3 separate regions of the Homo sapiens genome follow, and all the other regions are linked to region 1. The links are chromatin loops, found by intact Hi-C in ENCODE. Cell type or tissue: PC-3. All regions are shown on one strand.

Region 1 (8,000 bases):
TAAAATAGGAAAAATTAACCGATACATTTTCCCACCCCACTCCGAATCAGGAAGATACTTTATCTTTGACAGATAATTACTGTGAGTTTAATTTGTAAATTAAGTGTATTCAGGCTTTTTATTGCCATAAAATAAGCTCAGTCTTAGATCTCAAGAAACTTAAATATATACCCTGTAGAGGAAAAGGCTGTCTCCTACTTATTTTTGTATTCTCCTCAGTACACAGTGCAGGGTGCTTCATATATTACATATGCACCAAATGTTTACTGAGTTGAACTAAAATTACACGAGCTTGTTAATGAAAAATAGCTAAGAGCTAATATTTATTGAGCATTTATTACATGCCAGGCAATGTGCTAGGTATTTTACCTGAATTATCTCATTTAATCTTTGCATTATCCCTATGGAATATGTATTTATATTATTCTCATTTAGAAATGAGAAACTACGCTGAGAGTTAAGTAACATGGTCAAGATCATGCAACTAAGTAAGTGACAGAAGAAGGGCTTGAATGTAGATATTTCCTAGATATCTGTTCAAAGAAACAGGAGTGAAATTCACATTTCTAGTGTTGCTGTCTTTCCTTTGTCATCAGTTATGAAGGAGATATATTCAACACGTTTAAATAGAAGAATAATTATCGCCTACACTTATGTGGCAAAACTTCTATCTCATCATTCTCCTTCTCGCCTCTCTGCTTTTGCAGGTCTTAAACTTTATAAGCGTCAGCAAGAGTTCCATTGGATGAAGGGCCCTGCCACTTGGTCTAACAGAGCAGTCCACAGAGGGGTTAGCAATGCTGACTGATCTGCATTAGTGCCTTCTGCTTTGGGGGCTGAAATTGATTTTCTGCATTTTAGAGTATCATCATGTCTTAGCTTTTGGTTGAGGTCAAATGTGGTACCTGCTTAGTATCTGATACAGCCTCAGTCATGGGATTAAGTCTTCTCTGACAGGGATGGGATTTGATGGCCTAAGAGGTCTTTTTGCCACAGTGATCTATAAACCAGGGAAGGGCTAAGCTAAACATAAGCCCCACAACCAATAGTGCACTGGGACTACTTGACCATTAGCTATTAGGAAACCAAACCGTATCAACAGAGTCCCATCCCAACAACTGACTAATTCAGCTGTTTACAAAAAAAAAAAATAGTTTTCAATATTTCCACCAATAACTTTCATTTTTTTTCTCCTCCACCTAGTGAAAAATCCTGGGTATTAACATGTACTCATATTAACCACACACTGGATTAGTTCAGTTCCAGTATTTGACCTATGTGTGGTTTTGCTGAATGTGGACTCCACCGGCCCCATTCTAGACATGCTAAGATGGTCACTACCAACAGCCCTTCTACTCGGCAAGAGTTAGCTATGATAATGTACTCCAGCCAAATCTCAATAATATTTGTGGCCCTACTGCAGGGTAATATAGGATTTCTCTCAAGCTTTGGAGGTCACAAAAACCCCTTCTAGTTTTTCAGTGTTACTACTGGATATGAATATCCACCATTAAAAAGTTGAGGCTTATGAGTGCATAAATAAAGGTTTATTAAAAAGCACATTATTAGCTGGGCACACTGGCTCACGCCTGTAATCCAGGCACTTTGGGAGGCCAAGGCAGGCAGATCTCTTGAGCCCAGGAGTTCGAGACGAGCCTGGGCAACATGACAAAACCCTACTTCTGCAAAAAATGCAAACATTAGTTGGATGTGGCAACGCGTGCCTGTGGTCCCGGCTACTGGGAAGGCTGAGGTGGGAGGATCCCTGGGGCCTGGGAGGTGGAGTTACAGGGAGCCATGATTGTATCACCACACTCCAGCCTGGACAACAGAGTGAGACTCTGTCTCAAGAAAACCCAAACAAACCACATTGTCAGTAATGACCTGTAGCATGCTTCTGCCATTCATAGGGAATTTTTGCTCATAATATGAGTGAAAGCAAAATTTTAAAATACTGTAAAACTAAGTACTACTTTTAAGAATGCTGGTACATGGGCCAGGTGCAGTGGCTCACACCTGTAATCCCAGCACTTCGGGAGGTGGAGGCGGGCGGATCACGAGGTCAGGAGATCGAGACCACGGTGAAACCCCGTCTCTACTAAAAATACAAAAAATTAGCCGGGCGCGGTGGTGGACACCTGTAGTCCCGGCTACTCGGCAGGCGGAGGCAGGAGAATGGTGTGAACCCGGAAGGTGGAGCTTGCAGTGAGCCGAGATCACGCCACTGCACTCCAGCCTGGGTGACAGAGCGAGACTCCATCTCAAAAAAAAAAAAAAAAAAAAAGAATGCCGGTACAGATGACCCAGGTGTGGTTTGCCACTTAAAAAGTTGTTAATGTGTCAGTGTTAGATTGAGAATTTTAAAACATTCTGCTATCCACGAGATATCCTAGGAGAACAATTTCTAGAATAATGCAGAAACACAGGCTCTGGCTGAAAATTTGAGGAAAAAGAATCTTCTGAAAATTTGAGGAAAAACAATGCTCAAAACAGAGGAATGAGGTCTACTATTGGCATGCTCTTACTCTATTGGAATTACTAACTCCGTAAGGGTCACTAGAGTGGCTCTTCTAATAATTGGTTGTTAGAACATGAATTCTAAAATTGGCCCTTCTTAATTTATACACGCACACACACATGCATTTTCAATAAATTTACTGATAGTGGTCAGCTCCAAGATTGGCTCTGAGCACACAGTGAAGAACGATCAGGGGCTGAGGCTCTGTTCAATAATCGTGGTGGTTATCATTGTTGAGCATCTACTATGTGGCAGACACTAGACTATCTGTCACTTAACCCTCATTACACTCCTGAGAGGTATTCCTATTTCCAGTACTTGGACTTAGACTCAGCACACAGTTAGGACTTCATAAACATTTGCTCAATGAATAAATGATTGTAACCTAGAAGAAAACACAGCCAAGAGGGGTTAAATATTGCCCAAAGCTATAGAGTTGATAAGTTGCAAAGCTCAATTCCCCAACTCTATATCCTGTACTGTTTTACAATATCATGCTGCCATCTTGAATATAGGTTTTATACTTGACACATAGAAAGCATAACTGATGAATGACCTAGAAATAGATGAACATACGAATAGAGACCATGACAACACATTAGTATGTACATCAAGGGGTATGTTGTGTTTCTCCCCAGTTCAAATCTTTATAATAAGAGTATTCATAGTCTGGTAAATTTATCAGAAGCTTCAGCTGAGAACAGAGATCAAAACGGCCCCAAATTCTGCCATGAGAACTCTCACTGCCAGCTCTAACCAGGAAGATTGTAGGAGTATGCATGTAAGAGAAAGGACTAGACCTTCATGCAGAGCAGTGACTGAAGGATACACTAATGTCATAAGCGTATTCCTGCCATAGTTCTAATTTCAACAGCTCAGTGGTCCATGACAACAGCCAGGGCACATATCGAACACAAGGTATATGCACCTTTTAATTCATAGGGCTGAGTCGGCTGAGGACAGAGTCAGTCTAAGGGTGGGGATACTCTCACCTTACATGGCTTCATTAGGTGAGGAGGGTAGGATAGGAAAAAAATCAAGCTTGGCCACCCATACTGTGAGCTAGGATTCAGAAGAAAGCGTAGTTTGACGACAATTTCTATTACTACCAGTCCATTGCACTTGCTGCCAGCTTTACTACCCAAATATTCACCCCAAACATGTCAAGAAAATTAAAAGGAAAAAATCATACAACAAAACATCCTCCTGAACTAATTCAATTTCAATATTTATTTTGAAAATTTATTGAATTATAGTAGAGGAAGCTGGCTGAATTAAGCCAGCCAGACTGTTATTTTTCTTCCTACGAGTATGGCAATATTTATTATTTTACCTCTCTATGAGGGGTTGATTAAAACTAGAAAATGTAACATTTGCAAAGTCATAATATATTCAGAAGAAGGTGGTTCAGATAGGCAAAATAAAAATATATAGGGGCCAATCAGAATTTTCTCTTCCATAACTTAGATTTTCTTTAAAAACTACATTTGGAAATAGACATTATGATTTTTTTAAAGGGCCACCCACTCTTTTGTCTGCTCCACACTCTACCTTCACTCTAGAAGAGGTGCCATTGACTTCTACAGATATAAAATGTGTGACGTTCATTTTAAAATTACTAGTAGAGCCTGCTATTGACCATCCAATTATGCCGAGTTCCATTTATAAACATAGCTAACCACTAAGTTTATGGAGACTTTTTGTGCTGCTTTAATAGGATATTGATCGAGCACATAGTTTGAGTAGACTGCCATTGAATTGTGTAATGGCAAACAAAAGGCAAGGTCACGGCAACTGTTCATGCTAGGGCTGCAATCTATTTTTTATTATATTCTTTTTGTTTCTTCCTTTAATGCTCGAGCCCAAATGGTTTCTTTTGAAAGAAGATCTTGCTTAAGAATATAAGCTATTTTAAAAATTAATTTCCATGCAATGATCACAGCTATCGTGTTACTTAACACAGGAAAACCAACAGGCCACTAGTTTAGAAAGAAAGTTTTAAATCTATCCCACTTTAATTAAGATCTAAAGTACTGCGAATGTTTAAATGGCACCCCAAATGACTGGATGTCTGGAATTTCTTATCCTACACCCATTTCCTCATTAGTCCTTCTGTGCAAGAACATTTTGTATTTTCAAGTTTGGGCTTGTTCCTACCCAAGAGTTTCGTTTTCTTGTTGTGCCTTGTAGCCGAGTTCATTCTGTCTTAGAAGTTCCACCATGTCAGGTTAGAATATTGCCAATAGTTCTTACTAAATTACTAGCCTGAAAATCTAAGCATCTGAATATGGGTACTTGAAAACGTAACAAGGACCCAGAGACTTCAAAAAGAACTTTAGAAATGAACTGCAATTTGGATGTTAATGACAATTCCTGTGTGAAAATATAGAAAGAGCGCACATTTCTAAGGCAGAAAACAGCCACTAGGGTGCCACCTCATGCCAGGCTGAGGCATATGCCTGGTTCCATTCACTCCCACTCTCCATTGACAAACAACTCAGGAATCCTGTAGTGGACCCGGCAGCTGAGCTTTGTGGCAGAGCCAGGACAATTCAGCTGCCGGATTTTAATAGATTCTGCAGCACTGCAACAGGAACCAAAAATCAGTCCGGGTAACTGAGAGTGGTTTTCACACCCAAAGACTCTAAGGCTGGCCACAGTGTACTGAGAATCCTGGCTTTTCAAAATTCCAGGGCCATGAAGTCATCCTTAGCCACGAAGTTTACTTAACCCTTGCAGCCGGCTTGGGTGTACAAACCGCCGCTAGAAAATTAGAGCCCACCAGGCCAGAGTCACAATGGCCTGTGTGTATTTGCGGTTTTCCTCTTTCCCAGTGAAGTAGTTAGGGTTTCGAAGTCACTCCACCAACTTCAAGTAAAATAGAGTCAGCAATTTGGAAGGAAATGGGCAGAAGTAGTGGATTTTTCAGGAGAACTTTCTGGGTTCCTACCAGGAGTGATATTTGACAGCCTTAGCACTCATACTTTGAGGAAAACACTAGCGCAAAATAAACAAAAGAGTGGGTGCTGACAGAGAGAGCTATCTAAGCAGCATCACTTAGCAGCTAGTAGAGTGGGCTCTCTTTGTAGCAACTTCAAGGGAAAGAGACCAATCTAAAAATGCCTTGAGAAGGCTTTGTTTGAAAATGCAGCATCATGTAAGAGCCATTTCAACAGATGGTTCTTGTCTCTTTCCTCATAGTATTATGCTAAAACAACTTTAGTGATTCTGAACCACATTGTTAACACTTGTAAAACCCCCTTCCCCAAAGCAGAGAATACTTCTCTCTCTCTCTCTGGCACAGCATCTAGTGGTCTGTATTTTCCTCCTCCCCTGGAACAAGGCAATAAATAATTGAGCTACTTTCAGATGGTCCTACCACATGGGGGAAAAACTAGCAAGAGAACAAATATAGATTTTTATGCTACAGTATTTTCTTTGCCATGGAAGCAGAACTTTCCATTCTTGCCTTTCGTGGACTTTAGATGATAATGAAAAAAAAAATTAAAAGGTGGTAGGCAGGAGGCAAGGAGGAAAGGGGAGTTCACGGAAGATTGCAGCTTCAGTTGGCCAGCAGGAGTCCCTGATTCCAACAGGTTCATGTATCTGATCAGTATAATTCAATGGCAAGCATCCTTGTTGCCTCATCCCTCACCTCTGAATTTGTGAGGCTAAGCCAGCAGCTTTCTCCTGAGTTTCTCTGCCATTGCCACCTTGGTAGTAACGCTATTAAAAACAACACACTTAGGACATAGTTATTTCAGTGAATCCACATGAGGAAATACTGAAATAGCACCTCCCTCCTCTCTTACATTTAAAAGGAAGAAAATGAAAAACAAAAACTAACTGGAAACCTAGTGTAAGTAAATATTTGTATTAGCAAATTTAAAAATCGAATACTAAAGATCCAGAAAGGGAGAAAAATCTCAACCTAAGCCATCATTAATGATGACTGTGAAATTTTCAGCCCATGTAAGTAGTCATAATTAGGTATAATTGCAGGGGACTGGATGGGGCTGGGATAGATAACAGAAGGTTAAGAAGAAATCTGCAAAACAGTCAGAGATTGTAGGACACTGAGACCATCAAAAACATCTAAGTGAAAGGCATAACTATGGAGAGAGTAAAAAGATCAGTGGTGGGGAGTGGGAGGTAATGAATAGGTGGAGAACAGGAGATATTTAGGGCAGTAAAACTATTCCATATGATACCATAATAGTAGCTACCCATCACTATGCATTTGTCAAAACCCACAGAATGTACAAGAGTGAACCCTAAGGTAAACTGTGGACTTTAATTATTAATTATGCGTCAATACTGGCTCATGAATTTTAACAAATGTACCACACTAACAAACGATGTTAACAATAGGGGAAACTGTTTTGGAGGAGGGGTATACGGGACTTCTGTACTTTCTGTTAACCTAAAACTGTAAACCTAAAAAACTGCCCTAAAAAAGAATAAAGTCTGTTAATTAAAAACAAACTCACACCTAAAAACAAATCCAGGAAAAAAAATTAATTAAGTATCTTACTTGCTTTGGTTTACATGAAAATAGTTTTAACCTTTTTTTAATGCACAAATTAATAAGCTAAAAGTGTATCAAATCAACAAGAACTGATTATTCAATAAAAGCACAGAATCCTTGGATTCTATTTAGTTCTATAATGCAATTATAGGAGAGGTTTTGATGAAAAGGTAGGCAGTCAGCTAGCTGAGTAGAATAAAGGAAAAAGAGCAAGTTGCTTAACCTCTTGGAGCATCACAGACTCCATCTATAAAAAGGGACAGTAACACCAACCATGGGAGGATTGAATGAGATAATGCTTACAAAGTACCCAGCACAATGCCTGGTACATGGTATATGCTTGATAAATGCTAGCTACTCTAATTTTTCATATTATATGACATCACACTCCTAACAGGGCTAACATCATGTGTTTAATCACCTTTTGTGCCAGTTAGCTTATTTCTTTTTTTTTTTGAGATGGAGTCTCGCCCTTGTCACCCAGCCTGGAGTGCAATGGCATGATCTCAGCTCACTGCAACCTCCGTCTCCCGGGTTCAAGCGATTCTCCTGCCTCAGCCTCCCGAGTAGGTGGGATTACAGGCGCCCGACACCACACCTGGCTAATTTTGTATTTTTAGTAGAGATGGGGTTTCTCCATGTTGGCCAGGCTGGTCTCGAACTCCCAACCTCAGGTGATCCACCCGCCTTGGCCTCCCAAAGTGCTGGGATTACAGGCATGAGCCACCGCGCCTGGCCAGTTAGCTTATTTCTATTCGAGGATACAGAATGCACCCCAGGTCCACTCATCTGCAAAAAGCATCCACCATAGTTCTGAAACGGTTGCTTCTCTTTTCCCACATGGGGGAACAAGGAAGAGGGCAGCCTTGCAAGGCAATGCTGAGGGATTTCAACTCCAGCATGCGGCTTGAGTGTTAAGCCTTTCAGGAGGGTGCGTAGGTGACGAAACCTGAG
Region 2 (8,000 bases), 250 kb before region 1:
GAATAAATTGGTGAGGGGGGAAAAGAGGGAACTGGGGGAATCTTAGAGAATTCCATCTAGAACAAAATAAGAATCTGGCTGGTGAATCCAAATATTCCACCCAGGTTGGCTGTAGATTTTGTAGAGAAAATAGGCAGCGTGAGTGTGTTTGTGTGTGCGAATGTGCATCCATATGTTCATATACTAAATAAAGCATATTGAAGGCCCTCTCTTACGGTGTATGTATATATATATATTTTTTTTTTTTTCTTTTTTTTTTTCAAGAGAGGGTCTCGCTCTATCACCCAGGCTGGAGTGAAGTGGTGCAATCTTGGCTCATTGCAACCTCCGTCTCCCAGGTTCAAGCGATTCTCGTGCCTCAGCCTCCCAAGTAGCTGGGATTACAGGCGCACACCACCACACCCAGCTAATTGTTGTATTTTTAGGAGAGTTGGGGTTTTGCCATGTTGGCCAGGCTGGTCTCGAACTCCTGACCTCAGGTGATCCACCTGCCTCGGCCTCTCAAAGTGCTGAAATTACAGGCGTGAGCCACCATTCCCAGCCTCTTATGGTATATATTTAAGGTGTAAAACATGATGTTTTGATATACATATACATAGTGAAATGATTGCTAGCAAATTAATATATCCATCTCCTCACAGTTACCTTTTTTGGGGGAATGGGGACGGTGAGAACATCTAAAATCTACTCTCTTAGCAAATTTCCAGTATGCAATACAGTATTGTTGTGATTAATTTTTTGAAACGGGGTCTCACTCTCATCCAGGCTGGAGCACAGTGGCACGATCATGGCTCACTGCAACCTTGACTTCAGCTCAAGCGATCCTCCCGCCTCAGCCTCCTGAGTAGCTGGGACTACAGGTGCGTGCCAACATGCCTGGCTAATTTTGTTTTTTGTTTTGTTTCGTTGGTAGAGGCGGAGTTTTGCCATGTTGGTCAGGCTGGTCTGGAACTCAAGCGATCCTTCCACATTGGCCACAATACAGTATTCTTAACTAAAGTTCTCATGCTGTGCATTAGCTCTCTAGACTAATCCTACATAGCTACAACTTTGTACCCTTTGACCTATGTCTCCCTATTTCCTCCTCCTCTCCACCCCAGTAACCACCATTCCATTCTCCGTTTCTATGTATTTGACATTTTTAGATTCCACATATAAGTAAGATCATGCCACAGTTTTCTTTCTGTGTCTGGCTTATTTCACTAATGTCCTTCAGGTTCAGTCATGTTGTTGCAAATGGCAGGGTCTTGGAAGGGACTCTCTTGTCCTAAACTTACCCAAAACTTCCAGATAACCCAGGGATAGGATGACTCCTTTTGGGTTTGAGAATGTCTCTGGAACATGCTGCTTAAAACACAAGAATGGCCTTAAAGGTAAAGCTGGAAAATTGGACACATGTATTTAGCTCTCTTTCTTCCTGAAACCCACTAACACAAAAACAAAGAAAGTGGAAACAAAGAAAGCAGCAAAATGTTGAAAGTTAAAATGCTGTGGAAGACTGGCGACCGGCCTGCCAGACCCCATCAAACTGCACACGGAGCCTGCAGTGGGAAACGCCAAAAGCAACTCGGTTCACATTCAGAGCAGTGAAACAGCGCAGGACTGGTGGCATCTGGTACCTCTGGAGGTGAGAGTGAAGATGGGGCTGAAAAAGGAGGGTGGGTGGAAAGGGTTTTAGAAGCAGTTAGATCTCTCCCCGTGCCCTATCCCCTCATGCCACGCAGTCACATGGCTCCTTCTCCACTGCCGTAAATGGTAGGAGAGATTTATTTTCTAGAGACAGTAACCAGGGGATTTCTGAACTAGAGAAGCCAGAGAGTGCGGAGGTCTGGGAGGATGCTGTACTGAAAACAGAGGGATTAAAGACTACAGAGGAGCAGACTGAATATTTGGGTTCCAGCCTTCTTCTCACACTTGGCTCCCGGAACACAGCAGCCAGGCACACACATTCTTCAAATAGGGGATTGAAGAGTCTTCTCTGGGCATCTGACCAACTCAAGAGGAGAAGCCTAAAGTGAGGGTTCCCTAGAAAACAGTCAAGTCATGTCACTCCCAGTGCCAGGAAGAAAGCTATGTGAAAACGAAGGCAGAGATCAGGGCGATGTGTCTACGAGTCAAGGAACAGCAAAGATTGCCAGCGAACCACAGGAGCAGGGAGAGGCGTGGAACAGAGCCTCCCTCACAGCCCGCAGAAGGAATCAACCCTGCCTCTGGAACTGTGAGACAACACATTGCTCTTGTCTAAGCCACCCAGTCTGTGGTACTTTCTTTTTTTCTTTTTTTTTTACTCGTCGTATTTTTATTTTTTTTAACTTTTATTTTGAGTTCGGGGATACACGTGCAGGTTTGTTACATAGGTAAACACCGGTAACAGGGGTTTGTTGTACATATTATTTTATCACCCAGGTATTAAGCCCGGTATCCAATAGTTATCCTTTCTGCTCCTCTCCCTTCTCTCACCCTCCCTGCTCAAGTAGACCCCAGCGTCTTTGTTTCCTTCTTTGTGTTTATAAATTCTTATCTTTCAGCCCCCACTTACAAGTAAGAGCATGTAGTATTTGGTTTTCTGTTCCTGCATTAGTTTTCTAAGGATAATAGCCTCTAGCTTCATCCATGTTCCTTCAAAAGACATGATCTTGTTCTTTTTTTATGGCTGTATAATATTCCATGGTGTATATGTACCATGTTTTCTTCATCCAGTCTCACTGATAGGCATTTAGATTGATTCTATGCCTTTACTATTGTGAATAGTGCTGCAATGAACATTCGTGTGCATGTGTTGTTATGGTAGAATGATTTACAGTCCTCTGGGTACCTACCCAGTAGTGGGATTGCTGAGTCAAATGGTAGTTCTGTTTTTAGCTCTTTGAGGAATTGCCACACTGTTTTCCACAATGGTTGAACTAATCTACACTCCCACAAATAGTGTATAAGCGTTCCCTTTTCTCCACAACCTTGCCAACACCTGTTATTTTTTGACTTTTTAATAGTAGCCATTCTGGCTGGTGTGAGATGGTATTTCATTATGGTTTTGACTTGCATTTCTCTAATGATCAGTGATATTGAGCTTTTTTTTCATATGCTTGTTGGCCACATGTATGTCTTGTTTTGAGAAGTATCTGTTCATGTCCTTTGCCCACTTTTTAATGGGGTTGTTTTCTTCTTGTAAATTTGTTTAAGTTCCTTATAGATGCTGGATATTAGACCTTTGTGTGGTATCTTCTTACAGCAGGCCTAGCAAACAAATACACATGGTATGTGGGAGCTCATTTCCACATGCTCCATGAAGGAAAGACCTGTGTCTCTGAATCTTCCTCTGAAGGAAGGAGGAAAGGAAAGCAGAAAAGAAAAAAGGGAGGGAAGGAAGAAAAAGGGTGGGTCACAATGCGCCTGCACCTGCCTTGACCCCAGCTGGAAAATCTGCCTGTGAGCAAGGGGGCTTATACTTCTGTATTTAATCCTTATATAACCAGAACATGTTTGTGTATAACATTGGTAGTTGAAAAATAAATACAAACATATATACATATCAAAGAAAAGCAGAAAAGAAAATTCTTCTTCTTTCTCCAAGTCTCCAAATGGGAGAGTAACTGCTTGGTAATGTTGAGGTTAATAAAAAGAATACTGAAGTCAATAAAGGATGAAAAATGTTTCATTTTAATTTGTTTACTCCAACTTTTTCCTCCTGACCAAATAAGATAACTGCTTTGGGGCGGGCCGGCTCTTGTCTTACTTCTTCCTAGGAATTCACAGAGCCAGAGAGACACTGATGGAGGATGTCCTTTCTGGATTTGCTTGAGAACATTTAGAAAAGTTTCCAATGATTGGCCCTAGATGGATGGCGGCAGTAAGGTAATAGCTACCATTTCCACTCAGTTGTCTGGGCTCCAGTACATGATACATAAACCACACGCAGCCTCACTGCGGTTCGGAGGTTAAAAGTTATTAACTGAAATCAATTGAAATAAAAAGAGCCACATCTGCCTTGGTACACAATTAACTTCTCCAGACGGCTTTGGCCTGCACTGCAGGGGACACACACACACACACACGCGCGCGCGCACACACACACACACACGCATGCACACATTCTCACTCAGTAACCCTGGGGGAGAGCAGAGGCAGCTGCGGGAGCCAAAAACCTCCCCAGTCCTAATTAAACCCTCAAAGTTTCCAGGCAACACAGCCAAGGAAAAAATCATTTCCAAGCCGAAGACCCCCAGCCCCCAGCCCCGGCAAAGGAAACGGGTCGTTTGGTTTAATCAGCCCATGTGCACATTCTCTCTCCCCAGGTTGCCAAGACGGGCCTGTACCTAGCAAAGGTATTTGTGTAATCAAAGCTTCTGGAACTTTCCCTGCCAAGGCTACCAATGTGAATAGGCTCCTGAGGTAAAAATGTTCTCCCCGCTGGGGACGGCGCCCTTGAAGTCTACATCAAAATCAAGCCAGGGTCACAGCTGTTGCGGCACCCCACAGTGGAAAACTTGCAAGAAATCCCAGCCTGAACTACTGCTTTGCCTCAGGTCTACAGGAAACAGGCCCCAGAGAAGGGGAGAGAGAGAGAGAAAGAGGAGAGAGGAGAGAGGAGAGAAGAGAGAGAGAGAGAGGGGGAGACAGAGAGAGAGAGGGAGAGAAAGAGAGAGAGAGAGAGAGAAAGAGAGAGATAAACTTTGGGGGTGGGAAGACAAAGCCACTTGAGAACCTTGTCCTCTTCATGGAGACAGTCCACACCCACCCCATTCACCCTCACCTTATGTGAGCTGGGGTTCCCGCAGGTTGGCCAAGAACCACTAGGTGGCAGCAGATTAACTCTTCAGCTGCCAGGATGAGCTGGGGGCAGTTAGGAGCTGAGTATGAAAACTTTGTATCTGTCACTTCCCTCAAAGGAAAGAAAAAAAAATGACTTTTTCTGTACCCCAAAGATCCTTGGCTTGCAGATTAGGTATTGGAGAAAAATCTTTGAGGGGTTGAGATTGCTTCTTGGGTCACCTGTTCTTAGGCTTGAATTAGAGTGAAATGCAATTGTATGTACTCCATGTTGTATAACTTGGATGACACTTGGTTCACACTTTGTTCAAGGGACTGAAAGATCCTTTAAGAAATTTATGCTCACATTCAAATTCCCTTCAACAAATGCTAAATATAAGAATTAATGAGTGTATTCCATTTTCCAGGGACAGTGCTAATGGTCACCTAGATGGCCAATACCCCTGCCCTCTGGGAGTTAATGGGGAAGACAGGCATTAAAAAAAAATAGCATTCTTGCACTTAACCACTTTGGATGAGTCAAGGAATCCAGACTTAAATCTGCTATGGATAAAGAAGAAAAAAATAAGTTAAAGGAATACAGGCTTATGAAAGTCATTTACATTAAGCTTCTGTTACATGGGAAGGTAACAGGTTTTTAGGGCTTAGGTTTTTAGGGTGGCCAGTAACCTAAAATATGGGAGCCACCAGAAAGAAACTTTACCAGCATGGTTTATATATGCTTGCTGTTCAAATGACAAAGAAAACAAATCTTTCTCTTGAGTGTTCTAGCCTCTGCAAAGCATCCCCTTGTTCTACCTATTAAACCTCTGCCACAAATATAAAAATAATGTGGTGTTGATTGGTGTAGGGGGGCAGAAATGTGAAATTGATTTACTTTAGAAAGGAGAGAGATCTACTAGCCACCAGAGGAATAAATCCAGAAAGCGGGGAATGGGGCTGGGGTGAAAAGACAAGTGTTCTTGTAGTTGAGCTTAAGAGAGTTTGGGAGGAATATGGAAAGAGGGAGGAAAAAAATTAGGAGGAGAGAGCCATAAACGTGTGATATATATGACTTGAGAGAGATAGGGAAAGGCAATTTTAAGATGTTTTGCTGTGCATTTGGGATTCCGTTTGATAGGCTTCAAGAGAGTTCAGTAAAGATTAAAATTGCCTTACAATTATTTGTATTTCTTCGACTGGAAAGCCGCCTAAGTCACAAGCACACACTGTTGGTGGAATCAACCCCCTTTCCTTTCCCGTTTGTCTAGGTGGTAAGGTAGGACTCAGATAATTTCTTTCAGGAAAAGCCATCCCAGTGTGTCCAGTAGGTTACACAAAACATAATTAGCATGCTAACCCTCATATGCAATTTCTCATTCCTAATGGGCAGCCTCAGACTTTTTGAATTTTTTTCTGTAAGTTCACCAAAAATTAAGCATCACAGTAAGACAGCTCTCTGATCCGCAGCAACTTGGGATGGTGATATCACACTGTTTTCTTGTATCATCCCCTGTGCTTATGCTGGGTGCATGACAGGGCTAGGAGGTGTTTGATGGAATTGGGGCTCCTAGTGGCCTACTCTCCTAGTGTCTTACTTGAGACAAGAACTGTTATGTCTTGGAGAAACTTATATGAGTTTGATCCTGGGGTCATGACGATCCCACAGGCCAGCCAGTTCATGCTTCCATGCTTGTATGCATACTTTTCCTTCTGCTGGACTCCCCTTACCCTGACCCATCTCTTTGCCAGCCAACCAGACTTCTGGTCTTCTTAGCAAATTCCTACTCTAAAGTGAAGACTGTTGACATGTCCTGGCCTCTGTGAAACCTGCTCTGGCCACTCACCCACACCCTCTTGTACATAACTCACCCCTAGTACAGCTATGTTGTGTTCCTATCTACCTTTCTTATTTTTTTCTTGTTTATTATTATTATTTTTGAGACTGAGTTTCGTTCTTGTCACGCAGACTGGAGTGCAATGGCATGATCTTGGCTCATTGCAACATCTGCCTCCCAGGTTCAAGTGATTCTCTCGCCTCAGCCTCCTGAGTAGCTGGGATTACAGGCACGCGCCACCATGCCTAGCTAATTTTTGTATTTTTAGTAGAGGCGGGGATTCATCACATTGGCCAGGCAGGTCTTGAACTCCTGACCTCAGGTGATCCGCCTGCCTCGGCCTCCCAAAGTGCCGGGATTACAGGTGTGAGCCACCATGCCTGGCCCCTATCTACCTTACTACAGTGAAGACACGAATTATCTTTCCATCTTTGGTGCCCAGCACAGTGCCTGATACGCAGGTGATGCTCAGTATATGACTGGACAAAGAGCTGTTATGTGACTTGTCATTCCATGCTAGGGAAGCCCAGCTCTCGAAAAGCCATCACTTTCCAAGAACTCTACCTAGAATTCAAACTAAAGGAAGTGCCAGGGAATTCAATCAATAACTCATGCTACTGGTTACAATATGTATGTCCCAGTCTTCAATTGCATTCTTGGAAGGAAGCTCACTCAAATTCACAGAAAATGGAGGAAAACATCCCAGTGAAATGACTTTCTGTTCATTAGAGCTGCAGGAATATGGTTCTCAAAGCCTCCGGTAATGGAAATTTCTGTCCCTATACTTCTGTTTCTGCCATGAATTATCCTTTGAATTAAAACATATATATATATATATAAACATATATATAAACATATATGTAAACATATATATATAAAATAGTACTCAATGCTCATTAAAGAAAATTCACAAAATAGAGAAAAGCAGAAAATAACAAAATAGTTTTCAATCAGTCTCACTATTTACATAGTGTAACATTTTAGAGTGTGAATTACTCTCTTACTTATGGAATTTAATAAAAACCAGATGACAGCTAGTGCTGTCTGCTAAAATCAGGGCCAGATTCACTAGAAAACACATAGGTGGATTTCATAGTTGGTTCCTGCAGCCACATGCAGGGAGTGCCTGTGGGCACACCCTGGCAAGCAATACTGGGCGGGGGAGCTGAGTTCCCGGAAAGGGTGAATTAGCACGGTTGGGTGCCTTTGCGTGATCCTTATGGGGCTTTGTACGGTGCCAACCCCTGAAGTCATGACAAGCCTCAGACCATAGTTCCTTCCAGATCCCATTCATACAATTACTAGTCAATCCTCCAGGCTTCAGTGATGGACACGAAGCCCTTCGTAAAAATCAGACCTCCCTAACAGCCTCGTGAGCTTTGTTACCTGTTTCCTAGACTGAACTTGCCTTGTGCT
Region 3 (8,000 bases), 490 kb after region 1:
GTTCATTTTAGTATTATTTGAAGTGGTGAACAAATTTAGAAAAAAATCTTCTGCATGGCATGACTACTTCAGAGCATATTATGTAGTCATGAAAGAAAATGTTATTTACAAATGGAAAATGCTTATGCTATAATATTGTGAAAAAAGCATGAGACAAAATTGAACATACAGAATGAGCACAATTTGGTGAAAACCCAACAATCTGTTCTTTAAGAGACAGAAGACATATTCCAGTGTTAAGAGTTGTTTATATAATTGGTAGGATTATAAATTTTTTCTCCTTTTTTGTTTCTGTGCAATTTCAAATGTTCGTTTAATTAATGTTAATAAATAATAAACAATGTTAACAAAAGTTCATTAATAAATAATGAAAACAACTTTGATATTAAAAAACCATTGAAACTGGAAATCTATTGGCTGGTGATTAGGCTTAAAAACTCCCTCTCCTTCCATAGCTCATTTGTGGGTACCTTCATCTGTTTCCTTTTATGGTTATCTGGGTGTTTTCCAGATTAGGCACAAGAACTTTAATGAAAATGCAAAGAACACTGAGCTGGGAATCAGGAGATGTGGATTGTAGCCAGGGCCATGCCATTAACTCACTGTGTGCTTCGGGGTGAATCCATTTTCCTCCCAGGGCCTCAGTTTCTGTGTCTATAAAATGAGGAGCTCTGGTTCCCTCCCACCCAACACAACTCAACACACACAGTTCTACTTTTATGGTTTTGTTATTGGGTTTACTGGAAAATTTTAAGTGAAAAATTATTCCTCTGTTAGTTAAAGTTTGAAAAACCGTTGGAATGGATGATCTAGATTAGTATAGATGACTAACTGCTTTTAGATTGTAGCTATTGTTTATATCTCTCTTTAAAAATTTATTTTTTATTGTGTTGAAAAACATAAAATCTACCTTATTAACCATTTTTAAGTGTACAGCATAGTATTGTGAACTATATACACATTGTTGTACAGCAGATCTCTAGAACTTTTTCATCTTGCATGACTGAAACTCTATGACCATTGATCAGCAACTCCCCATTTTTTCCTAACCCCATCCACTTTGAGGTTTTTAATTACCGATCCAATTTTCTTACTAGTTATAGGTTTGTTCTTACTAGTTTAGGTTTGTTCTTTTTATTTCTTCAGCATTCAAACTTGGTAGGTTAAATGTTTCAGGAATATCCATTTCTTCCAGGCATATAATTTGTTGGCATATAATTTTTGTTAGTTATATCTTACAATTATTGTTATTGATGTAGCATCAATTGTAATATTTCCTCTTTCATTTTTGATTTTATTTAGGTCTCCCTCTTTTTTTCTTAGTATAGCTAAAGGTTTGTCATTTTTGTTGATCTCTTAAAAAGCCAACTCTCAGTTTCATTGATTTCTTTCTGTTGTTTACTATTCTCTATTTCTGTTATTTCTGTTATAATCTTTGTTTTTTCCTTCATTTCTGCTATCTTTGGTTTTAGTTTGCTTTTATTGTTCCTTATAGTTCTTATAGTTCCTTAAGATATAAAGTTAGGTTATTTATTTGAGATCTTTCTTCTTTTTTAATGTAGGCATTTATCACCACAAACTTTCTTCTTAGTATGACTTTTGCTTATTTGCATAAGTTTTGGTGTGTTGTGGTTTTGTTTTTATTTGTCTTAAGATATGTTCTAGTTTTCCTTTTAATTGCTTCTTTGGTCCCTTGGTTGTCCAGAAGTATATGATTAACTTCATGTACTTGTGAATTTCCCAGTTTTCCTTCTGTTATTGATCTCTAGTTTTCATTCCATTGTGGTTGGAAATTGGTATGATTTCAGTCTTTTCAAATGTGTTAATACTTGTTTGGTAGCCTAATATGTGATCTATACTGGAGAATGTCCATGTGAACTTGAGAAGCATGTGAATTCTGCTGCTATTGGGTGGAATGTTCTTTATCTGTCTATTGGATCTATCTGATTTATAGGGTTGTTCAAGTTTACTCTTTTCTTATTGATTTTCGGTCTGGATGTTCTAGCCATAATTGAAAGTGAGGTATTCAAATCTTCTACTATGATTGCATTGCTGTCTGTTTCTCCTTCAGTTCTATTAATATTTGCTTCATGTTTTTGGGTGCTCTGATGTTGGGTGCATATACATTTATAGTTGATTTATCTTTCTGGTGAATTGGCCCCTTTTTATAATTATATGATGTCCTCTTTTGTCTACTGTGTCAGTTTTTGACTTAAAGCTTATTTTTTCTGTTATAAATATAGCTACCTCTGCTATATTTTGGTTACCATTTTCATGGAATATATTTCTTCTATCCTTTTCTTTCAGCCTGCATATGTCTTTAAATCTAAAGTGAGTTTCCCATAGGCAGCATATAGTGAGATCTTGATTTTTAAAAATCCATTCAGCCACTTGATGTCTTATGATCGGGAATTTAATCCATTTACATTTAAAGCAATTACTTATAGAGAAGGACTTAAGATTGACATTTTATTAATTGTTTTCTGTCTTGTAGCTTTTTGTTCTTTTTCTTTCTCTCTTTGTGTTGTCATTTTGGTAGTGACATGTTTTGAATCATTTCTTAATTTCCTTTATGTATCTTCTATGTGTATTTTCTTTGTAGTTAACATGATGCTTACACAAAACACTTATAGTTATAACAACCTACTTTAAGCTGATAACAACTTAACTGCAATCACATACAACTTTACTCTTTAACTTCTTTCTCCTTCACGCTTTGTGTTAACTCTTATACTATAATTAAAAGTGATTTATGGACCACCATTACAATATTCTGTATTCGTTTATAGATTTACCTTTACCAGCAAGCTTTATACTTTCACATGTTTTTGTGTTGCTCTTTAGCATCCTTTTCTTTCAACTTGAAGGACACTCTATAGCATTGCCTGGAAGTCTAATGGTGAGGAACTCCTTCAGCTTTTATCTGGGAAATTCAGTGTTTCTGCTTCATTTTTGAATGTCAGTTTTGCCATATTCTTTTTTTTTTTTTTTTTACTTTTAGCACTTTGAATATATTCTCTTATTTCCTGCTGGCCTGCAAGGCTTCTGCTGAGAAACCCATTGATATTCTTATGTAGAATCCTTTTCATATGGTGAGTAGCTTTCCTCTTCCCACTTTCAAAATTCTCTCTTTGTCTTTGACTTTTGGCAATTTGATTGTAATGTAGACTTTTACAAGTTTATCTTAATTGGGATCCTTTAGGCTTCTTTTATCTGTATGTCCATTTCCTTCCCCAAATTTGGGAAAATTTCAGCCATTGTGTCTTCAAATAATCTTTATGCCATTCTCAATCTCTCTCTCTCTCTTTCCCTCATTTCCTTCTGGAATAGCCATAATGTGTAATTAGTCTGCTTGATGGGGTTCCATAAGTCCCTTAGACTTTCATCATTCATTTTCATTTCTTTTTCCTTTTGTTCTTCTGACTAGGTAATCTGAAATGATCTGTTTTCGAGTTTGTTGATTCTTTTTTTCTGCTTCATCACTTTTATTTTTGAACCCCTCTAGTGAAATTTTCAATTCAGCTCTTGTGTTTTTAAGCTCCAAAATTGCTGTTGTTTATTTAAAATTTTTTCTCTTTGTTGATATTCTCATTTTGTTCATTTACCATTTTTCTAACATCTTTGTGATGGTTATTTTGAATTCTTTGTCAGGTACTTCATATAACTCTATTTCTTTAGGGTTGGTTACTAGAGATTTATTTTGTTCCTTTGATTGAGATATGTTTCCATATTTCTTTATGTGTCTTGTAACTATATTGGTATTCATGCATTTGAAAAACAGCCATCTCTCCTAGTCTTTACTCACTGACTTCATACAGGGAAATAACTTCACCAGTTATTTCAGCTAGAGGTTGTGAGGGCCTCTCACATCTTTTCTGGAGATGTGTTTTCTCTGGTTTCTCCCAATTAGAGAGGTTTGCAAGTTGTTTTTTTCAGAGCTTGTAATCTCTTGCTCCCTCTGGTGTCTATCTGTAGTATTATAAGTTTTCTGGTGCAACCACAAGCAACTGAGTTTTTAGGTTTTTTTTTTTTTTGGTCCCTCTGGCCCTAAGCAAACAAGGTATGTTGGTTTCCCATTAGGACTCTGAATCAGATGAGGCAAAAACTCGTCCCTCAGGAAGCCCCCTGAAAAGGCAGAATGCTAGACACACATACCACCCTCCTGTTTTTTCCCAGGGAAAAAGCCACAGCTAGGTGCTTACTCTTGATTACAACAAGCCCTGCTAATTTCTATCTGTGATATTACAAGTTCTCTGGCACTGCCACAAGCCGCTGACTCTCTTTTGCTCTCTGTGGCTCCCAGGCATCCAATGTATGTCAGTTCCCATGAATCTTCCGAGTCAGGTGAGACAGAAACCAGTTCCTTGGGCAGCCCCTCAAAAGCTGAAACTTTGAACATACATTTCATTCTTTTCTCTACCTGTCACAAAAGAAGCTGTATGTTGGGCTTTTCCTCCCAGAGATGTGCTGGCTTGGGGGAGGGGCTGACATAGTTAATGAAATAAATTTCTTATCCATTTCAATGCAGCTGCTCTTGGCTTTGAGATTGCCTGGGGGTATTGTGACTTCCTAACTGATTTCTAGGTTCTCATAAAAACTTTTTGTCTGTGTATTGTTGTTTAGTTAATGTTTCTGTTGGGGAATGGGGTCTGGGGTTTCCTATTCCCCCATCTTGATGATGTCATTCTTCTATATCTCTTAAATAATGAGAAATTAAAACTTGCTCACTCCACACTCATATGTGCAAAGACACACACACACCTTATTATCCTACCTATGGCCTCCTTTTTATTTACGCAGTTCTCCCCCTAATGTATCCTCTCTCTCAGCGTTGCCCAGCAAGTATGCCCCAAGGTCCCATGAATAGATTTAATAACATCTTTAGACCTAAGCCATAGGAATCCCTGCTCTAGACCTTGTATTGAAAGATAATACATACCACAAATACAAAAAGACAGATTTATTTAAGAGCACATGGGCACCTCTGTCACTCAGGATCTGTTGTTGAGGGCTGACATATGCAACCGTAAACATTTGTTCTTACAAGTAACATCTTCTGGACCTCAAAGAAAAACTTTTTTTTTTTTTTAAATATCTCTTAATATACGTCCCTGAAACATGCTTTAAAGGTTTGTGGTTTGTGTCATTGCCAATGTTGAAGCTAGTCCCTATTTTAGAATGTGGGAAATATTTGAACAACTGAAGCATTTAGGTAAAAGAAGAGGCGAATTAGTCAATTTGTCCAATCTTTCTTTTCAAAAAGCTTTAATATGGATATTCCTGCTCAATAAAGAATCACTTCCCAGTGACATATAGGGTACTTTCTCTTGCTTCTCTGTCTTCTGGTTCTGGAGATACATCAGTTGGTATGGTATTTATAGGAGTTACAGGTGGCAGATGAAGAACTATTAACTTTGTAATAGTTAAAATTTATATTACCCTGAAATTTATATATAGGAAGAAGTAACATGTACGATGTCTGATACTGATTCTTCACCTTTCTATTAAATCTGGTTACTGTTTTTAAAATGGTGAAAATCATGAGACAAGTGATAATTTATACAATGAAATTATAATAGTTTGTAAAGCTTTCTATGATAGTGATAATTTATCATATGTAATCCCACTATAATGTTTGCATATTCTACCTAAAATTTAAAGATCTTTCTAAATCTAAGATAATAATCTAATTATTTTAATAATTTTATTGATAATGCCAGTTTCTCCTGCCTCTGAAGAGTGAGTTTTCTCTAAACTGAAATTAGTATAAACTTACCTAAGAACTACAGTGACTCAGGAATAATTGTGTAATTTGGTGTTACTACTAAAGGAACAAAAATTATATGACAATCTTGATTATAATAGCATAAATTTTTTTTTGCCAAAATGAAGGAAAGAAAATTTTGTGGAATTAGTGTATAGCAATTTATAAATTATGTATTCCTTTATTTTAGTAGTCAACAAACATCAACCACTTATTAGTAGAACAGTGGTTTATTTTCAGTGACATAAAAATAATAGCTTCACACATATTTTTATTTTTGTTTCTATTAAAGTATATTTGTCAATGTAGGGATATAGAAGGCAGTTTATGCAACAGTTTACTAGTTTGATTATGAATTTTGAATTTAGACATCCAGTATATGGACCTCTAGCTATACTCTTGTCCTGAACCCATAAAATGTTTGAACCTGGTCTGAATAGGTTATGGCATGACAGCCAACATTTATGACTACTGTGACACTGAAAGTGTCAATGAGCAGGTGTCTGGAAACGTGGAGCTGTACTTCAACATCCTGCTGATCATATCTATGGAGCTGTTTGAGGGTGCTCTAGAAGTGCAGTGCTCAGCTCAAGGAACATGAGTGAGGGGAATAGGATATGGTTGAGGGTCCTGGTATGGCATCTTCTTTTTGTACCCTTTGAGTGGCCTCAAGCAAGCTGCAGAATTACTACTCTAATCATGCGAGCATATTTATAGCTTCATCACTGTTTAAAATACTGGGTTTGAGAAAATTTGACTTATATCTATACCAATTCACATTTTCTTTCTTATTTTTTTAAGTTCCGGGGTACATGCGCAGGATATGCAGGTTTGTTACATAGGTAAACGTGTACCATGGTGGTTTACTGCACCTATAAACCCATCACCTAGGTATTAAGCCTAGCATACGTTAGTTATTTTACCTAATGCTCTCCCTCCCCCAACCTCACCCCCCGACTCCAGTGTGTGGTGTTCCCTTAGCGGTGTCCACGCTTTCCTATTGTTCAGCTCCCACTTATAAGTCAGAACATGCAGTGTTTGGTTTTCTGTTCCTGTGTTAGCTTGCTAAGGATAATGGCTTCCAGCTCCATCCATGTCCCTGCAAAAGACATGATTTTGTTCCTTTTTATGGCTGCATAGTATTCCATAGTGTGTATGTACCACATTTTCTTTATCCAGTCTATCATGGATGGGCATTTGGGTTAATTCCATGTCTTTGCTATGGTGAATAGTGCTGCAATGAACATATGTGTGCATGTATCCTTGTAATATAATGATTTATATTCCTTTGGGTATATACTCAGTAATGAGATTGCTGAGTCAAATGGTATTTCTGATTCTAGATCTTTGAGGAATCACCACACCACCTTCCACAATGGTTGAACTAATTTACATTCCCACCAACAGAGTAAAAATGTCCCTATTTATTCACAACCTTGTCAGCATCTGTTGTTACTTGACTTTTTAATAATCACCCTTCTGACTGGCATGAGATGGTATCACACCGTGGTTTTGATTGCATTTCTCTAATGATCAGTGATGTTGAGTTTTTTCATATGTTTGTTGGCTACATAAATGTCTTCTTTTGAGAAGTGTCTGTTCATGTCCTTTGCCCGCTTTTTATTTATTTATTTTTTCCTTGTAAATTTGTTTAAGTTCCTTGTAGATTCTGGATATTAGAACTTTGTCAGATGCATAGGTTCCAAAAATTTTCTCCCACTCTGGAGGTTGCCTGTTCACTCAGATGATAGTTTGTTTTGCTGTGCAGAAGCTCTTTAGTTTAATTAAATCCCATTTGTCAATTTTCACTTTTGTTGCAATTGTTTTTAGTGATTTTGTCATGAAATCTTTGCTTGTGCCTATGTTCTGCATGGTATTGCCTAGAGTTTCTTCTAGGGTTTTTAATAGTTTGGGGTTTTACATTTAAGTCTTTAATCCATCTTGAGTTAATTTTTCTGTAAGGTGTAATGAAGAGGTCCAGTTTCAATTTTCTGCATATGGCTAGCCAGTTCCCACAGCACCATTTATTAAATAGGGAATCCTTTCTCCACTACTTGTTTTTGTTAGATTTGTCAAATATCAGATGGTTGTAGATGTGCAGTCTTATTTCTGAGTTTTCTATTCTGTTCCATTCGTGTATGTATCTGTTTTTGTACCAGTACCATGCTGTTTTGGTTACTGTAGCCTTGTAGTATAGTTTGAAGTCCAGTAGTGGGATGCCTCCAGCTTTATTCTT

What was found. Hi-C counts contacts between places; a loop is a spot of excess contacts. Peaks named below come from ENCODE experiments on the same cell type or tissue, not always from the same donor. Only the 100,000 strongest peaks of a DNase experiment are listed, where the experiment ranks them.
Region 2: a loop joins it to region 1, with 11 times the contacts of the local background. A loop is called at or near these places in 7 of 110 quality-filtered maps.
Region 3: it touches region 1 in a loop (7-fold over the local background); 7 of 110 quality-filtered maps call a loop at or near these places.

What each region holds. Positions count from the first base shown.
Region 1 is chr1:61,335,345-61,343,344 of GRCh38, reverse strand. The region is part of intron 4 of NFIA (nuclear factor I A); the gene reads right to left. Among named protein-coding and RNA genes, the nearest start is that of NFIA-AS1, 86 kb to the right of the region's middle. In PC-3, CTCF peaks have their summits at 4,736, 4,945 and 6,079 (motif pointing right); a DNase peak (open chromatin) is centred at 5,134; H3K4me3 peaks cover 1,764 bases; H3K27ac peaks cover 1,883 bases.
Region 2 is chr1:61,585,646-61,593,645 of GRCh38, reverse strand. No RefSeq gene overlaps it. Among named protein-coding and RNA genes, the nearest start is that of TM2D1, 140 kb to the left of the region's middle. RefSeq lists an enhancer at 3,410-5,885. In PC-3, a CTCF peak has its summit at 4,795 (motif pointing right); a DNase peak (open chromatin) is centred at 4,795; H3K27ac peaks cover 229 bases.
Region 3 is chr1:60,844,734-60,852,733 of GRCh38, reverse strand. No RefSeq gene overlaps it. Among named protein-coding and RNA genes, the nearest start is that of NFIA-AS2, 120 kb to the left of the region's middle. RefSeq lists an enhancer at 2,771-3,601. In PC-3, a CTCF peak has its summit at 3,952 (motif pointing left); no DNase peak of the experiment used is centred here; H3K27me3 peaks cover 2,658 bases.